Linked DNA regions of Homo sapiens: region 2 is linked to region 1. Evidence: chromatin contacts called from ENCODE Hi-C or POLR2A ChIA-PET data. All regions are on one chromosome and are shown on one strand. The core of a region is the stretch at or near the end of the contact, and the rest is flanking DNA. Distances in the headings are between cores, read along the strand shown. Region 1 overlaps SHTN1 (shootin 1). Region 2 holds the start of ENO4 (enolase 4).

The links. Hi-C counts contacts between places; a loop is a spot of excess contacts on that map. ChIA-PET counts read pairs that join two places held with the same protein, here RNA polymerase II (POLR2A). Pooled maps may share reads with other maps.
Region 2: a map of endothelial cell of umbilical vein shows a loop between it and region 1 (3-fold over the local background). The contact joins the promoter of ENO4 here to the enhancer-like site in region 1. A Hi-C loop is called at or near these places in 1 of 168 maps with a recorded cell type or tissue (endothelial cell of umbilical vein), 2 of 37 single-sample maps with no recorded cell type and 4 of 50 pooled maps. POLR2A ChIA-PET finds 5 or more read pairs at or near these places in 3 of 52 experiments (MCF 10A, OCI-LY7 and activated CD8-positive, alpha-beta memory T cell).

Annotation. Positions count from the first base shown.
Region 1 is chr10:116,944,193-116,949,320 of GRCh38, reverse strand. SHTN1 (shootin 1) reads left to right here. Exons shown (of 17, transcript NM_001127211.3): 7 at 324-405; 8 at 4,303-4,397. Among named protein-coding and RNA genes, the nearest start is that of SHTN1, 58 kb to the left of the region's middle. Within about 2 kb of position 1,385, at least 6 of the 41 ENCODE cell types and tissues checked have a DNase peak (open chromatin) inside an H3K27ac peak, as active enhancers do; they include endothelial cell of umbilical vein, where a contact is called at or near this core.
Region 2 is chr10:116,848,249-116,853,014 of GRCh38, reverse strand. It overlaps ENO4 (enolase 4), which reads right to left and starts at 3,516. Exons shown (of 14, transcript NM_001242699.2): 1 at 3,284-3,516. The coding sequence starts at 3,448. It also overlaps a transcript of HSPA12A not described here. RefSeq lists an enhancer at 4,700-4,766.

The DNA of each region.
Region 1 (5,128 bases), core at 136-2,635:
CATCTCTATATTCTTTGTTTTTTTTTAATTAAAAAAATATGTATCATATACATTGGATGGCTAGCATACTGTTATGTTTAGGTGCCAGTGCCAACTGGAATATATAAATAAGTTCTGTACCAGGTATACATCCTAACTTAAATAGCTATCCTTGAAGCTTTAAAGAAGAGCTTTAATAAAAAGTCCTAACACATTGAAACCAATTTCTGCTTTAAATTGTAACTTCATGTTGAAAGTTGAACAGCAATTGAGTATCACACATTGCCATATGTCCTGTTTTACAATTTTTGGTGTTTTCTCCCCTCAAAATTTCACATTTTTAGGTAAATAAAGTTAAACAAGAAAAGACTGTTTTAAATTCAGAAGTTCTTGAACAGAGAAAAGTCTTAGAAAAATGCAATAGAGGTAAGTCTGTCCAGTCTTTTTTTCTCAAATACGTATGCGGTGTGTTCTGTTTGCATATATTGTGTGTCATTTTACACCTGTGCCTAAATATGACTGTAAATAAAATCTTCTCCTATATTGTGATTTTCTAGCATTGTGTCTCTCCCATTTCCATTGTTTTATTACCCAACTTAGAGTCTGGGGACATCTAAAAGTGATTTCACTTGAGGAACAAGGAACCCACTCATTTTGAAACTTCAAACCGAAATACTATTTCTGTCTTACATATATCCAGGGATCATGGCCTTTTTAGCTCTCCCCTCAGCATTTATATGTTTGGTAGGTTATTTAGTAAATCTCAATCCAGAAGAGGTTAGGCTGTCTACATAAAACATGTAACATTATGTGATGAAATTTTAAATTAAGAGGATGTGGAAAAAGGGATAAAGGAAAGTAAGAGTTAGATTGGTATACAAAGTGCATACTTGTTCTGAGGTCTTGCACATTTCCTGCCTGTGTGTTTGAAATCTGGTTCTGAGCTGTCTGACAGTCAGTGCAATAAGAGATTGATGATCATTTAAATGAATCACATGAAAATGAACCTAATGATCAGGAAAAGCAGACCTGCTCTCCTGGTGAGAGGGAAGTGTCTCCAGTGGCTATATCCAGAGAAAACTTTGTGTACTTTGGGCAACAGTGACTTTATCCATCTAGTTATAAAACACAGCATCAGCTCTCATCGGGGCTGTTTCATGTATCTCCCAGTTTAAGACAAGGAAGTGATGCCAAAGTGTAGTTCTGCAAAAATAATTCTGGAAGTGGTAAGAAGAACTTAATATACTTTCTGTTCTCTCTTTTTCCCTCAGTCACTCTCTTTCCTTGTTTAGAAGCTGCAACACTAACAGGAAACCTTTGCGACCCAGGGCCTTCCCTATTGTTATTGGTGGTAGCTGTCAATCTTTTTGTGATTCATCAACTGGGAATTTTTTTTGTAAATAAAGGACCTTGTAGTTAAATGTGGGCAATATGCTGGATTGTAACATTTCTCCAAGTCTTTCTGTATTTAAAGATAGAAATGGTGTAGAATTTTCAGTCTTGATTCACTGTGCTAGGAAAAGGGTTCTGCAAGGATTAATCATGTAGATCTTGCCTTCAGAGAGTCCCCTGTCTAGGAAGAGAGAAAAATTATATAAATAAATACCTGACTAGGACCAACCTGATTTCTTTCAGATTCCAAGTCAGAAGGGCCAGGACACGTGAAAATTCCCTTTTTATTATAGTGTTCTGGACATAGAAAAGAGAGTCAATTATCTTGCCTGGGCTTCAGATCGTCATAGTGTTCTTTGTTTTCTTCATGAAATTTCTTGTTTAAATAGGCTTGAAAATCATTTAGCTCTCAGGGACCTATAATTCACACCAAAAAATCACCACTCTTATTGCTTTACTTATTAGTCTTTCATCTGAAGAGGCTGTAGATTGAGTACAGAGTTTGAAATTCTATGTCATTACGCAGCAAACCAGTCCTTAAGTCAGTTAGGATTGAAGTGCCCTGGTGGAGCAGTGTGTGAAGGCAGCTGTTAAGAGAGCCTTTTGAAAGATTTTGTTGGTATGACTCAGCTCAGGGTGGAGGTGACTCACCAGAAGTGGATGGACAGTGTGCTGTCTGCCCAGCTTGTGCCTAATATCTAATGGTATCGTCACTCCCTCTGTCCTGTCATTATCACTATTTAACAAAATAGGCCACTGAATGTTGAAAATAGCAAAGAATTTATATTACTTTTATTTGACAGGACCTTTTGAAGCTTTCGGTCTTGCAGTAACTCCTTGGTACAAAGCTCTGATTCTTTGGTTCTGAATGCATCTAAGGCTGTTTCTCTCCTTTGTAAATATGGAGAACACTTAAAAATAACTTATATGTCCAGGCGCGGTGGCTCACACCTGTAATCCCAGCACTTTGGGAGGCTGAGGTGGGCGGATTACTTGAGATCAGGAGTTTGAGACCAGCCTGGCCAACATGGTAAAACCTCGTCTCTACTGAAATACAAAAATTAGCCAGATATGGTGGCACGCACCTGCCTGTAATCCCAGCTACTCAGGAGGCTGAGGCAGGAGAATCACTTGAACCTAGGAGGCGGAGGTTGCAGTGAACCAAGATTGCACCACTGCCTTCCAGCCTGGGCGACAGACATAGTGAGACTCCATCTCTCAAAAAATAAATAAATAAATAAATAAAACATATATATATATTATATATATAAATCATTTTATATATTTATATATAAATCATTTTATATATTTATATATAAATCATTTTATATATTTATATATAAATCATTTTATATATTTATATATAAATCATTTTATATATTTATATATAAATCATTTTATATATTTATATATAAATCATTTTATATATTTATATATAAATCATTTTATATATTTATATATAAAATATTTACATTTTATACATATGTATATACATATACATAATTTATACATTTATTTACATTTAATATTATATATAATACATATATTTTTATACATAAAAATGTATATATTCAGGTAGTATACTTTTTTTGGTGGAAAATTTAGATTCATGTAAGGAAAGAAAAAAATCTCAACCTTTACAATCCAGAGATAAGCACTAGTACCATTTTAGTGTATATTCTTCCAATCTTAAAAAAAACTCTCTCTACATATATACATATTAAATGTTTTGTTAAATATGTTTATATATATATTTATATATATATGGAAGACAGAGGAAATACCAGTAAAAGGAATCTCTTTATACTTGCTGGTACCTTACAAACCCATGAACATCCCTCTCTACTCTTACCCCTCCCTTGAATTTTTATTATTTCCTTTCTTTTATTTGTAGTTTTGCCAAATATGTCTATATCTCTAAACAGCATTGTTTAATTTTGCATATTTTTGAACTCTATGTAAATGGAATCATTTTTCCTGTAACCTTCTGCAACTTTTTGTGTTTGTGAGATTCATGCATGTGGACAGGCATAGCTGTGGTATGTTTGTTTTCACTGCTATATACTATTCCATTAGATGACTACACTAAAATTATTTTAAGTAGTATCCTATTGGTAGACTTTGGGCTGTTTCCATATTTCTGCTATTCTGAGTCATGCTGTTATAAAAAATGTTAGACATGTCATCTGGTGCACATGTCCAAGAGTTGCTTTAAGACACATGCCAAATGTCAAATTTTATCTTCAGTTTTTTTTCACTGCATACCAAATTTAATAAAACCATGCTTTAAAATTTTTACCAGTTGCCTCTTGGATGGGTGTAAGAAGTGTTTTTACTCTGCATTTCCTTGATTCCTAATGAAGATGAGCATCTTTCCACATGTTTATTGGCCTTTTGTATATTTTCTATTCTGTGAAATGGCTGTTGATGTGCTTTATCTGTGGCTTTTAAAGAACAAAAATGAATTCACTTTGCACTAATTTTTGCAATCTATTTTTAAAAATACATCACAGATGTCTTTCCATTTACTAAGTATGCTTCTACAATATAATTTTGATGGCAGAATAATATTTCTTGTACTACAATTTACTCATTCTTCTGTGTTAGAGTATTATGTCATTTCACTTTTATCAGCAATGAGGTAGAGAGCATCCTTGCAACCAAATGTCTGTATATGCTCATGTGTTACAATCTTAGCATATGCATTCCTGGAAGTGGGATTATTCAAAGTGTATGAATAGTTTTAGATTTTTGATTCACGTTGCCAAGTTGCTCTCCAAAAAGGTTTTATCAGTTTGTATGCCAACCAGGAATGCATGAGGGTACCTGTATGCTGGTATGAAAAATCTTTTCAACACTGTTTTTCATCCATATTCCTGATTATTTGTGTGACTTATTGTCTGGGTTTTTTTTTTCCTTTATCTTCTTAAGTGTCCATGTTAGCTGTAGAAGAGTATGAGGAGATGCAAGTAAACCTGGAGCTGGAGAAGGACCTTCGAAAGAAAGCAGAGTCATTTGCACAAGAGGTGGGTATCTTGTAAAAATCTTATTTTTTTTCTTGAGACAGAGTCTCGCTCTGTCACCAGGCTGGAGTGCAGTGGCGCAATCTCGGCTCACTGCAACCTCCGACTCCCTGATTCAAGCGATTCTCATGCCTCAGCCCCCCGAGTAGCTGGGATTACAGGCACACGCCACCGTGCCCAGCTAATTTTTGTATTTTTATTAGAGATGGGGTTTCACCATGTTGACCAGGATGGTCTTGATCTCCTTATCTCGTGATCTGCTCGCCTTGGCCTCCCAAAGTGCTCCCAAAGTGAGCCACCGTGCCCAGCCGTAAAAACCTTTTGAATTTTTGTTTTGTAAGGGACCTTGCAGACGACATATCAGACAAATTCTTGAGGTTGAATAAGAACTTACCAGTTTGAATTAAGGATCTGCTGGTTTAGGGAGGCAGATATAGAATAGTATCAAGTTCATTGTCAAAAGATCTGGGCTCAAATTTTGGCCATGTCAGTTACTAGTTGTAGTAGTGTATGACCTCTGAGCAATTCTTCAGCCTCTCAGGGCTTCACTTTTACCATCTGTAAAATGGACAATAATACAGACCTGACCAAGTGGATTTTAATGGCAAAATTTAAAAAAAGTGTTGTATAAACTATAAAATGCTATGTAAGGGAAAGGAATTGCATTTGGAGACAACCCATGACTTGTGATGGAAAGTCCAACTTGGGTACAAGATGCCTGTACATTTCAAATA
Region 2 (4,766 bases), core at 2,267-4,766, 98 kb after region 1:
CATTATCTACTGCTTTGTAACAGACCACCCCAAACCTTGGTGGTTTAAACCATTAACTTGCTCATGGTCCTGTAATCTGGGTGGGGCTTCAACTGGGAAATTCTTTTGCTGGGCTTCTCTGGAGTCCCTTATGCAGATGTAATCATCTGGAGGCTTGACAGGAGCCAGCATATCCAAGCTGTTTTCACTCAATGTCCAGTGCCGTAGCTGGGATGGCTGGCACAGTGAGGGGTTGGCTGGGCATCTATCTTTCTCACAGGATATCCTGAGGGGTCTCGTATCTGCCAAGGTCTTTCTCTACACAACCTCACTCTTTCCAGTAGGGTAATTGGGACATCCTCACAGCATGATGACTAGATTCCAAGAGGACAAGCTTCCATATGCCAGCACTGATCAACTCTCTGTTTGTATCGTGTTTGTCAAGGTCCTATTGATCAAAGTAAGTGACATAGCCAATTCCAGAGTCAGTGTGGGAGGGACTTACAAAAAGGTGTTCACACTGGAAGTGTAGTTTCTTGGAGGACCATCAGTGTAACTCTATCACAGTGAGGAAGTGGCAGAGATAAGAATCAAAACCAGATCTGCCACATTCCCAGTCCAAAACTCTCTCATTCAGTTTTATGATGATGGAATAAATTGTATTGTTATTGCCTACAAGGATCTTTACCATGTGTGAATTCCTCTAATATGTCTGTCTTAGTTTGTTCTCACACTGCTATCAAGGACTGCCTGAGACTGGGTAATTTATAAAGGAAAGAGGTTTAATTGACTCACAGTTCTGCACAGCTGCAGAGGCCTCAGGAAACTTACAATCATGGTGGAGGGAGAAGCAAACACATCCTTCTTCACATGAGGGCGGGAAGGAGAAGTGCAAAGTGAAGCGGGGAAGCCCCTTATAAAACCATCAGCTCTCATGAGAAGTCACTATCACGAGAACAGCATGAGAGTAACCACCCCCATAATTTAATTACCTCCCACCCGGTCCCTCCCCACATGTCATATGTGGGGATTATGAGCAGTACAATTCAAGATGAGGTTTGGGAGGGGATAGAGCCAAGCCATATCAATGTTGGAGAGGGACAGAAGAAATGACATTGGAGCTGAACACTGGAGGAGGTATAGTGTTTCAGTGCCAGTCAAGGGGGAGATGTGGTGAGCAGATATTTCAGGGAGAGAGAATGGGACAAGCAAAGAGGAGGGAGGTAGGAAACTTCTGGCTTTGGGGAACAGTCAGTGATTCGGTGTAGAGGAGGAGGGCAGGGAGTGGGAGATGCGCCTGTTACCAGAGGGAGGGGCTGAGCACTGTGAACCACACACATGAAGGCCAGCAAGCACGGGAAAGCCACAGGAGGTTCTGAGGAAGAGAAGTGTGGTCAGACTTGCATGTTAGGACACTGCTCTGGCAGCATTCTGCAGGATGAACTAGATAGAGGGAGAGACGAGGTGAGAGTAAGCACGGCCAAAACTAGGGCAGTTACTAAGAAAAGGAAAAGGAGATTGCTTTTTTCTGTTTTTCTTTTTGAGACGGAGTCTCGCTCTGTTGCCGAGGCTGGAGTGCAGTGGTGCAATCTCGGCTCACTGCAACCTCCGATTCCCAGGTTCAAGGAGTTTGCTTTTTTGCCTCTGCAATTCCTGAACATCCTTCGAAGTCCAAGCCAAAGCCTTCCTGGATATACAGCCTCCAAGGATCTTTTCCATCCCTGAATTCCTTTAATAGGCATATAGGGATCTGCCCCTCAATCTAGCACACAGTCATCTATCACCTTATCTTTTGCTCCAATTATTTTATGTATTAGTGACTTTTGTCCCAAACTAAGATGTAAGTTCCCAGAGAGCTGTACAAACGAATATCCTGGCTGCCTAATAGAATAAGAAGATCATTATACTGGGGAACAAGAGTCCATGTTTTTAGTCCTAGCTTGTACACTAAGTAGCTGTGAGACAAAGACTTGGTGTCCCTGTAAAATGAGGACGTTAGAATAGATTGTGTTCAAGAATTCCTCTAGCAACAGATAGTAGGAAGAGAATGGAATGAGAGTCAAGCATTCACTCATTCATCCTGCAGGTAGTTTCTCAGCATCCACTGTGTGCCATGCACTCTGCTGGGTACTAGGGACACAAATGTGGTTTGATTTTTTTTCTTCTGTCACTATGTCCTTTGGGAAAATCATTTAAATTGCACTGGCCACAGGTTCTTTATTTGTAAAATGGGAATCATCATTTTTACCTCGTCGCAGTGGTACTGAGGATTGAGTTACAGTACGCAGCACAAGGGGCTCAGTAAACCCCACACCTCTCCCCTTTGATAGTATAGGCCATGAGTGGGAAAAAGTCATTCGCGGAACATCCTTTATATCAACTGCCTCAATACGACGTGGTTTTGCACCCTGACAGCACATCTGCCTCTTCATAGGACTCCTTCTGCTTGGTGTTCACATTGCCTCCTTGCTTTGCCTTGCCATAGTGCAAACTCCTAGGGGCCCCAGCCACACTGCCTTCCTTACTACTTATAGATCTGGAAGGGAGAAAACGTCTTTGCTTCAGCTGCTCACTGCTTAACGCTAAGGTATGTGCCAGATCTCAGGGCTGGGCAGAGACCCGGAAGGTGAGAAGACAAGGCTTCTGAGCCCAGCAGGGGCTCACAGGCTGCCTAGGGAGGCTGCCTCAAGAGACTACAATACACGAAGGAAATGCTGTAGGAACCCAGAAGGACGGTTGGTCCAGGGCTACGTGGGCAAGGCTTTGGTCTGAATTTTGGAGTTTAGGGCGGGGCTGGTCAGATATTAACTGGCATCCCGGCAGAGGAGCCAGTAGGATGAGGCCCCAGAATAGGCTGAAGCCAAGTTGTAGCAAACGCCAAGGTGTTCATCCTGTGATCAAAGAGGAGCTGCTTAAGGTCGGTGAGCTGAGCTGAGGGCATTAAGGTATGTGTTAAAAATGACAATTGGCAAGCATGGGCGGTGGGCCGGCCCACAAACGGAGAGGCCTCTTAGGCAGCGAGGAAGCCTGCCAGCCCCTGGGCTGCCGCTGCAGGTCAAATACGCCTAGCGCCCTCTTTCCTCCAGCTGCCTCCTTTCTGCCACTTTCTCTGGGGAGATCCCTTCACCCCTGGGTGTCCTTCCCGCTCCTTCCCTCCAGAAGTCTCCTCCGCACACGCAGGCCCAGGGCCCGGGCGGCTGGCATGCGAGATTCTGAGGCGCAGGCGCAGGCGCAAGGCGTTGCCGCAGCGCGGGGCGGGGGGAGAGGGGTTGGCGGGAGGAGAGCGCTTGTCCCAGGTCCCTACCAGGTGCCCGTAGACGTCGGCAGGCTGGAGGTAGAAGGTGGAGTTGAGCAGCTCTTCCAGCCTGCGCGGAACGTCGTTCTCCCGGTAGTACTCCATCGCCTGCTGCTTCAGCTTCTGCAGCTCCCTAGTGGTCCCACAGCTGCGGCCGCCGCCTTCTTCCTCCATGGTAGGAGATTTAAGGCTACAGCGGGGTTTAGCCTGGGGTCCCACGAGCGTCCCTGCTGTCGCTAGGCAACGCAACGTGATCCCGACCCCCAGATCTCGCGTGGCTTCCAGGCCTAGGTTCTTCCTGCGGTAAAAGTCGTTCCCTTTTATTGGAGCTAGGATGGTATTTGCGCTCGCTGCTCTGTCTTTTCTCCCTGCGGCATTAGGTCCGGGGGTTGGGCTCCTCCTAGACTCCCGAGACTAGGGCCCTCCCGGCTTCGTTTTTCACCACTTTTCCCTGGCGATTTTCCAGAGGGGGAAATCTTTAACGACCTCATCAAGCGCGTTTTGCCGGAGCGCGGCAGCCTTAGCTCCGAATTCCGGCTGGGGTCGCGCGCTCGGGTCCCAGTGGCCCAGCGTCTTGGGCCACCCCGCCCTCCCCACGCGCCCCCTTGCTCTCTGCTGTTAGTGAGCTCCTCCGGGTTGCTAAGGCCGCCCGTGCCAGGCAGGCCCACTCTGTTGGGGGAGGGATGTAGGGGCTCAGGGCATCCTTACTGAGCGGTGGCGATCTCAGGAATTCTTTCATTCGGCTCATGTTTATTAACTACCTGCTCTGAGCCGAGCCGTGTGCTGGCTGGGCCTGCTATGATGTCCAGGAGAGAAACGGCCACTTGCCCTTCTCTGGGATATTAGTGGGGGTGAAATCAATGGAATGAAAAAAACCAGTGTGGGTTGAAAATATCTGGGGTGAACCCTAAGGGATGGTTGTGGTTTGGGCAGACCTAAGGATGGGGGATGATTCAGGCAGGACTTGGGGAGGTAAAACGGAAATGGGGGAATGGCCTTGGCTCACGTTCCCTCTCCAGAATGCTGCCTATGTCCTTGCCCTTTTCAATCCGAAGTGCCTTCCTGGCTTCATTGTACCTGCCAGGTATCATGCGATTACAGAACTTAGTGTGCGTCCTCAGTTCTAGATACTTCCTCTGCTGCAGGAGTGGGCGGCGACGGACAGGGTGTTCTTGTTCCACTCACGCCTGTTTATGTTTCCTACCTAAGCAGATCAGTTACAAGATCTGTGCCACACTTTCCCCCCTCTGGAAAACATCATCTTACCTCCTCTGCCTGTTTCCCGAGTCACTTAGTACAAAATGAGGAAGTGAGTGAGAAAGCACTTTGAAACACAGTTATTTTCAATACATGCACGTATGGGTGCAGATGCATAAAAATGTGATGCTATAAGTACTGTTACACAAACCCAGACATGCACCTTCCAAACTTCCTCCGTGTTCTCTCTGCTCTCTTACGGAACGTCTCACTGTCTGTGTGTAATGGACCATCA